Linked DNA regions of Homo sapiens: region 2 is linked to region 1. Evidence: chromatin contacts called from ENCODE Hi-C data. All regions are on one chromosome and are shown on one strand. The core of a region is the stretch at or near the end of the contact, and the rest is flanking DNA. Distances in the headings are between cores, read along the strand shown. Region 1 holds the start of SURF1 (SURF1 cytochrome c oxidase assembly factor). Region 2 holds the start of NOTCH1 (notch receptor 1).

The links. Hi-C counts contacts between places; a loop is a spot of excess contacts on that map. Pooled maps may share reads with other maps.
Region 2: a map of CD8-positive, alpha-beta T cell shows a loop between it and region 1 (30-fold over the local background). The contact joins the promoter of NOTCH1 here to the promoter of SURF1 in region 1. A Hi-C loop is called at or near these places in 1 of 168 maps with a recorded cell type or tissue (CD8-positive, alpha-beta T cell), 1 of 37 single-sample maps with no recorded cell type and 5 of 50 pooled maps.

Annotation. Positions count from the first base shown.
Region 1 is chr9:133,355,130-133,359,869 of GRCh38, reverse strand. It overlaps SURF1 (SURF1 cytochrome c oxidase assembly factor), which reads left to right and starts at 3,383. Exons shown (of 9, transcript NM_003172.4): 1 at 3,383-3,470; 2 at 3,550-3,601. The coding sequence starts at 3,417. SURF2 (surfeit 2) reads right to left here and starts at 3,320. Exons shown (of 6, transcript NM_017503.5): 1 at 3,200-3,320; 2 at 2,802-2,956; 3 at 2,056-2,159. The coding sequence starts at 3,277. RefSeq lists silencers at 3,152-3,221, 3,462-3,581.
Region 2 is chr9:136,544,347-136,548,926 of GRCh38, reverse strand. NOTCH1 (notch receptor 1) reads left to right here and starts at 2,879. Exons shown (of 34, transcript NM_017617.5): 1 at 2,879-3,201. The coding sequence starts at 3,141. MIR4674 (microRNA 4674) reads left to right here and starts at 2,668; the gene lies at 2,668-2,754. It overlaps NALT1 (NOTCH1 associated lncRNA in T cell acute lymphoblastic leukemia 1), which reads right to left and starts at 1,085. Exons shown (of 3, transcript NR_121577.1): 1 at 826-1,085. RefSeq lists enhancers at 1,111-2,022, 3,995-4,044 and silencers at 2,215-2,314, 2,655-3,214, 3,235-3,494, 3,715-3,764.

The DNA.
Region 1 (4,740 bases), core at 2,134-4,633:
ACTCGGCCAGGGCCCCACAGCCCCACCGCCCTGGACAAAAACCAGAGCAGCTGCTGGGTGCCTCAGCTCTGTTCCTACCAGGTGTGCAGGGAGGGTGGTGGGCCAGGGCTGCAGCCAGGAGGCAAGAAGATGGTAGAGGTCTACGGGGCCTTTACCACTCATCCCCGATCTAGCCAGGCCTAGGAAGCCACGGCTAGGAGGGCACTGACCAGGCCCAAGGCCAACTGTGCCCCAGTGAGCTTGGCATGGCCTCTCAAAGGCAACTCGGGCTGGCAGTGATGCCACCCTCTCCCCAGCAGCCTGAAGTCCTCCCTCAGCACATGGGAGACCCCGTCCCGGAGGGCGGGGCTCAGTGGAGGTTGGCTGCCTGGCCTTTGCTGCCCCTTAGTGGGTGAGAAGGGAGTTGGGACAAGGCTTCCATGGAAAGACCTCACTGGAGTCACCACCGTTGTCCCCTTGTATATTGGAGGGTCTGCTGGGGCTTGCCCTCCAGCCCAGCGCAGCTACCATCATCATCCCTCATGGGCTGCATGAGCCCTGCTGGGCCCTGGCCATTGATGTGGCGGCCCATCTCCAGGGCTGTTTCCCTCCTTGTCTCTGCCACCCACCCCCATGGCCATGCAGCAGCCTTGTCACCACCAGAACGTGAAGGCAGAGCCCCCTTACAGCCACGTTTGGACTTCCCTGGACCACTGCCTTGCAGTGACCTCGGCGCCCCAGTCCCATCTCAGCTCCACAGTCCACCATCATAACCATTCTTCATGGGAACCCCGTGGCCCCCTGCACTTAGAGCCTTCCTGCCCACCCCTGAGCAGCTAACACACTGGCTGGAAAAAGTCCAAGCCTCAGGCTGGCAGCCCTTGTGCCTGCAAGGCCTCTGCAAGGTGCCCGCCTTCTACTTGAGAAACCCTGGTCCTGCCTTCTCAATCCACACTCATGCTTCGGGAGGGCTGGACTGCCTCTCCGCACTCATCAGAAGCCCGTAGACGCATCTTCCCATCCGCAAACCAACCTGAATCTGTCCGCTCCAGCCTCTGTCCATTTCCCTCCTTAGCTGGACTCCAGAAAGGCTTTCTGGTGACCCAGCACCTGCCTAAGGCCGGACACTGCCCTCATGGGCTGCAGCCTACGCTCCACTCTAGCCAGGTGTCCCTGCCAAGCTTCAGGTGCCTCACCAAGGTTGCCAGGGGCCTCTGTGTTATCAAATCTATCATTTTTCTGTCCTCATCTTCCCTTCAGTACCACGGGAGGACTTCCAGCCTCTTCCTGGGGCTCAGGACCAGGCCTCTCTCCCTTCTCTAAACTCTCGCCGGGTGCTCACCCAGATCCACGGTGCAACCATCTCCTTCATCCAGCACGGGTGTCCCTGTTTCAAAAGCCCGATACTTCCCTAATACACACCTTTCCTAATACAGCTCAAGCTTAAAACCTTCAAAGGGACTCTGAATTCTCCCCCCAAAACCCACCGTCTTTTCCTGGATGACCGCAGTCAAGGAGTCCTCCCTTCTCAACCATGCACACTGTCCATGCAGCCCCCACCCAACCCTCTCCACACACCCACTGCAGTGCTCCTGGCCTGGTCTCTGGGTCATCCGGGCTGTGCACACTAGCCCAGCCAGTCCTTTGGAGCCTACCTCAGCCAACACATTTTTGCCTCAGACTTCCATGGACCCTGGCTTCTCCCTGGGGTGCTGTTCCCCCGACCCCACTGCCACCACATCCCTCCAGCCTCAGCCTCGAGCGAATCCCTCAGCGAGTCTCCCCAGCCCTCCTGTCTCCGCAAGCCCACCCCACATCCCTCGCCCAGTTTCTTTCACACCTCGCATTGCCACGCACACTCACTCACTCCCGAGCCTGCTTCTGGCTCTGTGCCTGCCTGCACTAAAAGCTGTGGGGTCAGGGGCCATCATCCCTCTCTTCACTGTGCCAAAAAACAGGCCTGATGCATCAACACGGATCGCTGAAGGACGACCTGCCTTCAAGCACGCTCCATCTGGGGCAAGGCGGGCATGCACTCAGATGGCGATGCACTGATGGGGGTCCACTGGGACTTACATTTACACAGAGCTCGCTGGTACCGCCGGCCCTGGGTGTGCCTCAGCACGTGTTCTGGGCACTTGTTGATGTGCCGCAGGGTGAGTTTGCAGAACAACTGGTGCCTACAGAGCAGAGAGACCAAATTTGTAGGGACAGTTCACAGCAAGGATTCAGACTGGTGGCTGTGTCTTGGACTCATCCCTGGACAGTCTACCATGCGGCTTGGACATCGGGCTTTTAAAGGCTCCCGGAGCAATTCCACTCTGAAGCTGGGTGGGGAACCGTCTGACCCAGGCCGACTGCAGCCTCTTAATGTTTACCGGAAAAGCACGCATGGCAGCCTCACTGACTGCTCCAGGATGAGTTCATGCAAGAGGATGGCTCCACCTGGAGCAAGGGCTCAATGAATGGAAACATCCTATCTCTGTTTTGACGATTATTACAAAGCCTAGCTCCCAGCTAAATCAAAGACCCCTTCTGGGGTTAAGGGAAGAACCCAACGCTGTTCACAACCTCAGGTGACAAATCACAAGCCTCTACTCATCTGGGAAGCAGCCACACCCCACAGGACAAACCTCAGGTGAGCAAACGAGCTCACCAAGAGGCCTCGCCGCTGGGACCGCAGGTGATTCCAGCACCCGGGCGCCCACCTGGGTCCCAGGGCTCCCAACTCTGAAAGAGTAGGGGCTGCAGCACTGGCGGAGTCCAGCGGAGGGGCTGTCCTAATTGCCCTGGGCCTCCCCGCGCCGCCGCGGACCACCTACGGGTTCTTGGTGCTGGGCACGATGTGCGGCTCGAACTCTGCATAGTCGAAGGCCGGGGAGGCGCGGACCAGCCGCTGGTACTTTTTGCCGCGGGTGTAGACCTGGAGCTCCGGCAGGCGGCAGGGCAGCTCGTGACCTGTCAGGATGCACCTCACCTGCGGACGCGTGGGCGGGCAGGACGTCAGGAGGGCCAGGGCTCCGCTCCCTGGTGCCCCCTCCTGCCGCGCCCCCTTCCCTCTCCTCCCCTGATCCCGCCGCGCCCTCTCCCCTGCCCTCCCCTCTCTCCTGCTCTCCCCTCTCCCCTCTCCCCTGCCCTCTCCTCTCCCCTGCCCTCCCCTCAGCCCCTCATCCCAACTGCGCCCTTCTCCGCCACTCCGTTCCCCTCCCGCGCTGCGAACCTTGCGGGCGTCCGTCTGGAGCCGCAGGCTCGGGTGCTCCCGCAGAAACGCCCGCACGTCGCCCGGCAACTCGCTCATGGCCGACGCGCCCGCGGAGCAGCCCGGCGGAAGCCGCTCGCAGAACCTGGAGCCGGGGGCGGGGCTCTGGGCGGGACTCAGCGGCGCCCCGGATGCAGATGCTTCCTGCGTCCCGGAAGCGCCCGCGGGGCCGGGTGCGATGGCGGCGGTGGCTGCGTTGCAGCTGGGGCTGCGGGCGGCGGGGCTGGGACGGGTGAGCGCCGGGTGCGGGGTGCGGGGTGCGGGGCGCGGGGAGGGGTCCCGGAGCTCAGCCCGCCCGTCCGTGTCCGCAGGCCCCGGCCAGCGCCGCCTGGAGGAGCGTCCTCAGGGTCTCCCCGCGCCCAGGTGAGGGCTGCAGGCCGGGCTGTGATCCAGGCGCCTGGGCAGAGCCACCTGCTGTCTGCCCTGCACTTTGAAGGGTTGTCGTGGGGATTGAAATGAACCAACTGCCGGCTGAGCGGAGGCTCCCTGGGAGTGACAAGTTCCGTATTAAAATGCTTTCAGTGGAATTGTGGTCGTGTGCCGGGCATGTAGCGAGCGCTTTGTCCTCACAACGCGAGAGGTAGCTCCTTGGTCGTTCCCCTGTTACAGAGAAGGCTCGAGAGTTACTTCCGAACGTCCCATCCAGCTAATGGGTGGCCAGCCCAGGCTGAAAGCCCAGGGCTCTGAAAGTAAAGCGTATCTAACCACCGCGGCTTACGTGTTCCTCTCAGTGTGCAGCACAGGGCTGTTTTGCCGTGTGTAGAGTGCTGTGCAAGCCTGCCCCAGGCCTGCCTTTTTATAAAAAAAAAAAAAAAAATAGTATCCGCAAGGCCCCTGGTGCTTTTCAGCGGATGGAACTCATCCTCTGAGAGCTTAAAGGCACTTTCTGTGTACATTCTTCCCTCTTTACATTTACGATGAGTTGTAAAAATGGAAAGCTGTTAAGAGAGCTCTGTGAGCCATTACTGAATTGATATATTTTTCTACATAACACAACAACCACTAGTGCCTGACTAAGCTACTTAGTAACTGTAGCTGCTTATTTTTTATTTTTTGAGACAGTTTCGCTCTTGTTGCCCAGGCTGGAGTGCAGTGGCGCAATCTCGGCTTACAGCAACCACCTCCTCCCAGGTTCAAGCGATTCTCCTGCCTCAGCCTCCCGAGTAGCTGGGATTACAGAAGCACCATCGTGCTCAGCTAATTTTTGCATTTTTTTGTAGAGATGGGGTTTCTGCATGTTGGTCAGGCTGGTCTCGAACTCCTGATCTCGTGATCCGCCCGCCTTGGCCTCCCAAAGTGCTGGGATTACAGGCGTGAGCCACCGTGCCCGGCCAACTGTAGCTGCTTATTAAATGCATTTTGAATGGATGAATGGTGCATCTTAGTGCAGTGGAATACATCTAGATTCTTGAGTAAAAAGGCATGAGTTACTCAGGGTCGTGGTTGGTGGTCAAACCGGCACTGAGCCCTAGATCCCACTTACTCACTTGGCAGACGTACTG
Region 2 (4,580 bases), core at 1,630-4,129, 3.2 Mb before region 1:
CCCCCCTCTACTCGGACCACATCTCTCTGGGGCCGGAGCCGGCCCTGGGGTGTTTTAAGGTCACCTGGGTCTCCATGAGCTCCGTCGCTGTCCCCGTGTGCTCACCAGCTGTGCTTACCTCTCCACGCACTTAGGGGTGTGCTCTGCTCTCGAAAGTCCCCACAGCAGCCGCAAAGGAGGGGCCTGGTTGGGCCAATGTCAGCAGGGCCTCCTTAGCTCACCCTGACAATGGTACCCCCATTTCTCTGGCAGCAAACAAGGGGGAACTGACCCAGTTCAGTCTCCTGGGGTGCAACGCCTAAGCCACTCTCCCCTCAGCACCCGCAGGGGGCCTCTGAAGAAGAGAGGGCTGCAGGACACGTCTGCCTCTCCCCTCCGCAAACCAGGCTCTGCGGCCCCATCTCATCTGCTTCCAGGCTCCCTGGCCAGCTTGGGAACAGCCCCATTCATTCGGGGTACCCCTGGAACCTTGCCCCAGCTCCCACCACAAGTTGGGACAGGAAGCCCAAAGTGACTCCTACAGGGGAGGCCTGGCGGCACTGCACCCCAATTCAGCTTCTTGGGGTCCTAGCCCCCACCCTCCCATTGGGTTTCTGGAGTGGCTGGGGTGCCCTGCACACAACCTGCTCTTGTTTCTCTTTAGTCCCCGCAATGCCCGCTGCCCAGGGCTGCCTCCCGACCTGTAGGAGAAGGTCTCCAGGCCCTAGGCCAGCAGATGTACTCCTGTTGTGTCAGGACCCCAGCCTCCCCCGACTGCCCACACCCGCTGGCCTGACAAAGAGGAATGGGGAGCCCGGACAACTTGTGAATGAAAAAGCTTCTCACCTACTTGCCAGGGGCCTACCCCCTTCCCAGGCTGGTGGGGAGGTGAGGCCCATCCCCCTCATCCCTGGCTTCTCCTCGGCCACAGCTGTCCATGGGGTACTCCCGGCTGTGGGTGGTGCAGGGGTTGGGAGCTGGGAGGCCGAGGCCTGTGCTTCCCTCGGGCCTGTGCACCCGGCCGCACCATCCGTAACGCGGGCTTATGAGCGTGCCTGGCTGCTGGGTGGCCTGACGGGTGGACACCGAATGGGCCACTCTCTTCTCTGCTGGTAGAGGATGGAGGCCCAAGGTGGAGGTGCTGTCGGCACAGCTGGGGCAGACCAGGGGAGACCCCCTATCCAGGGATCCCCTCCTCCCCTCCCAGGCCGCCCCTCCGCAAAATGCTGAGGACTGGCCCCCGGGCCTGGGCTACATGGGCCATTACTTCTGGCCTGGGGCCCACAGGCAGAGATGCCAATGGAGGCACACAGGCAGTCGCACCCGCACCCGATCAGCACCAGGCCTGAGGCCTTCGGGCCTCCCTATGCCCCACCCCACCCCCACCCACCAGGAGCAGAGGACGTCGTGGTGGGCAGAGTCCTCAGCCTGGGAGCTGCACAGCCCCGCGCTTCCTTCTATGGAAAATCTGCTCCTCCAGGCTGCCTGGCTGCTGTTACATAAACATCTCTGCTGCCTCCAGGCGCCTCCTCTCCTGGGGCGCTGACCCCAAGATGTTACCCCAGGCCTGCAGAAGTGAGGCCAGATTCTGGGAGGACGCAGGCGAGGGAGGCTCCCAGCAGCAGCTACAGGGGCGGGACAGGCCGCCTGCACTGGCTGTTTCCAGAGTGCTCAGCATTTGGCAAGAGGTGTGCCAGGAAAGGCTTGCTGGGGTCAGGTGTGAGATTTGTCCTGCTTTCTGTGCCTGCCTCTGCCACCATGCTCTGGGGTTTCTGCAGCCCTCCCCCCAGGCCCCCACAGTCCTAGGTCCCTCCCAGCCTTTCGGTCTCCCCGCAGGGCAGGCTTAGCCCTCCTACTCCAGGAGGGGCGCCGGGACACGCGCCTTCTGCCATCGCACTCACCACCCTGTGTTGGGGTGGGGAGGGGGCGCTGTCTGTCCCTGGCACGAGGCCGTGAACTTTGCGCAGGGACTATGGCAGGCATTTTGGACTCCTGGCGCTTAACCAGGCTTGGCACAGGGTGCCCGTGCCTGGCATCGTGGTGGAGAAATAAATCAGCCGGAAGGAGCACGTGGGAAGGGCTGCGCCGGCGCCAGCGGCAGATCCGCCCGACCCGTTTGTGCTTTCTGGGGCCACCTTAGGCAGGCGGCGCCCGGGCAGGAGGAGGACGGTGACCGAGGAGCGTGTCGACGCGGGTCCCCCTTGGGGGAGCGGGGCACAATCCGTCCGCGAGGCACTGGTCCCGGCTGCTCCCTCGGGGCGCCCGGAGTCCCCTGCCCAGAGGCCGCGGCGCCCCCATCCCTCGCGGTCAAGTGCTCGGGCAATCACGGCCAGGGATGTCTGGCGGCGATCGATCCTCTGGACGCCTAAAGCCGCGGCCACGGGGCCCTCGGGAGGGAGTGAAGCCGCTGGGCTAGGGGCGCACACACGGCTAGGCCACTCTCCCAGAGCCCTGCCCCGGGCCCGGGGTCCCCCAACGTGGCCTCAGCTGCTCCCCGCCCGGCCCAGCGCACGGTGCACACGGCTGTCCGCGGCCTCGCCCTCCCCATTCCGCCCCGGGCTCCTCCGCTTATTCACATGCAAATTTCAGTCGCCAGTTGTCGCCGAGCGCGGCAACCGCCAGAGCCGGATCCTTCCGCAGCCCCGGCTCAAACTTTTGGCCTCTGAAAACTTTCAAACGAGAAGTAGTCCCAGGCGCCCGCTCCCGACCCACGCCGCGCCGCCGGGTCCCTCCTCCCCGGAGAGGCTGGGCTCGGGACGCGCGGCTCAGCTCGGGGAGGCGCAAAGGCGGACGGGGCGTGCGGGAGGAGGTGGCCGCGGAGGGGGCGGGGGGACCGGCGGGGGTGGGGCCGGGCGGGGCGGGGCCGGCGGGGGCGGAGCGCACCTCGACTCTGAGCCTCACTAGTGCCTCGGCCGCGGGAGGGAGCGCAAGGGCGCGGGGCGCGGGGCGCGGGCGCGGGCGCGAGCGCAGCGAAGGAACGAGCCGGGCGCGGAGCCGGGCCCGGGGGCCTGCGAGAGCACAGCGCCGCCAGCCAGCCGGGGAAGAGAGGGCGGGACCGTCCGCCGCCGCCCCGGGACCGTACGCCGCGCGTGTGCGTCCCAGCCCCGCCGGCCAGCGCAGGAGGCCGCCGCCCGGGCGCAGAGGGCAGCCGGTGGGGAGGCATGCCGCCGCTCCTGGCGCCCCTGCTCTGCCTGGCGCTGCTGCCCGCGCTCGCCGCACGAGGTAGGCGCCCACCCACCCGCGAGCCCCCACTTTCCGCGCCCTTTGGAAACTTTGGCGGCGCCCGGCGCGCGCGCCCCACGGCTGGGAGCGGGCGGCGGGGAGGCCAGCATGGAGAGGGAAAAGCGGGCGGCCCGGGGCGTGGGGTTCTGGAGTCCCGGGATCAGGGAGGACCGACCTTCCCCCTCGATCCCCCCGTGGAGGCGGACTCGCGCCGCCCGTGCCTGGAGCCGAGTTAGGAGGCCGGTGTGGGGTGCTGGGGCCCCGGAGGCCCTACTCCGGGCCCGCCCTTCACCCGCCGCGCGTGGGGCTTGCCGCCGGTCGGCCGGGCGGGCGGGCTGCCTACTATTTTTCGATTTGAATAGAGTCGGTTTTGGTTTCCTGTTGCTTCTCCGGGCCATTTATCTTCTTTCTTCTTCGCCTCTGGCCCACGCCGGGGCGGATGTTGGGGCGCGGAGTGTGGGCTCTGCGGCGCCGCGTTCGCCTTCACTGACCCGCGCGGCCGGGCTGGGTCCCCGGGCTCCCGGTCGCCCCGCCCGCCGGTGCCCCCCAGCCCGGCTCTCAGTTTGGGGGAGGGGTTGCGTAAGAAGCCGCCGCGCCCGGGGGGACTGAACTTTCCTTTTGCTTTGCGGAGTTGAAGTTTGGAAAGCTTGGGGGCGGAGAGCGGGACGCGGGTGGGGGGCTCTTACATTTCTCCCCGCCGCACAGCGAGCGGGGTCTCTGGGGAATCGAGTGATTAATCCACTCTTTCTCCGAGAGTTGGAGGCGAGAATTATCTGTCCTCTTCCAGAAAGTGCGGCTCTGTGTCACACCCCCCTCCCCCGTTTCTCAGCCCCGGTAAGATGGGGAGGGAGGGGCTTGAGTAATTGATCCCTTCTCGAGATGGGGTCGAATTCCTTCCGAATGGGGGACCTTCATCCCCCTCCTGTGGGTGTATGGGGGCTGCCCTGGAGATGCGCGCCCGCGGAGGCAGGTATTGGGTGTCGGCGGAGGCGGGGCCGCGTCCCCAGGGTGCTGTCCCGGTGCCCCTGGAGGCGGCCCCGACTCCACAATGGGCCGCTCTGATTCTGAGGCGGAGGCCGGCGCTTTGTTGGCGGGCGGGGTAGCGGGCGAGCAGCTGTCGCATTTTCCCACGGGCGGGAGCTGAGTGTGGCCACCCCCCCTCCCCCCGTCCAGCTCTGCCCCCTTGCAGAACGGGTTTGAACAGAGGCAATCTCGGCGGCTGGATGGGGGGCCCTGCCCTGCCAGACTCCTCAGTGAGCCTCCAGGGTGGGGGGCAACGCTTTGGAGAGTAGCCCACTTTGTCTCTGCTTTTCCCCCACTGCGTCCAGGCGGCACATCAGGCCACCCCACCCTGCTTCAAGCAGGACGTGTTCCCTGCT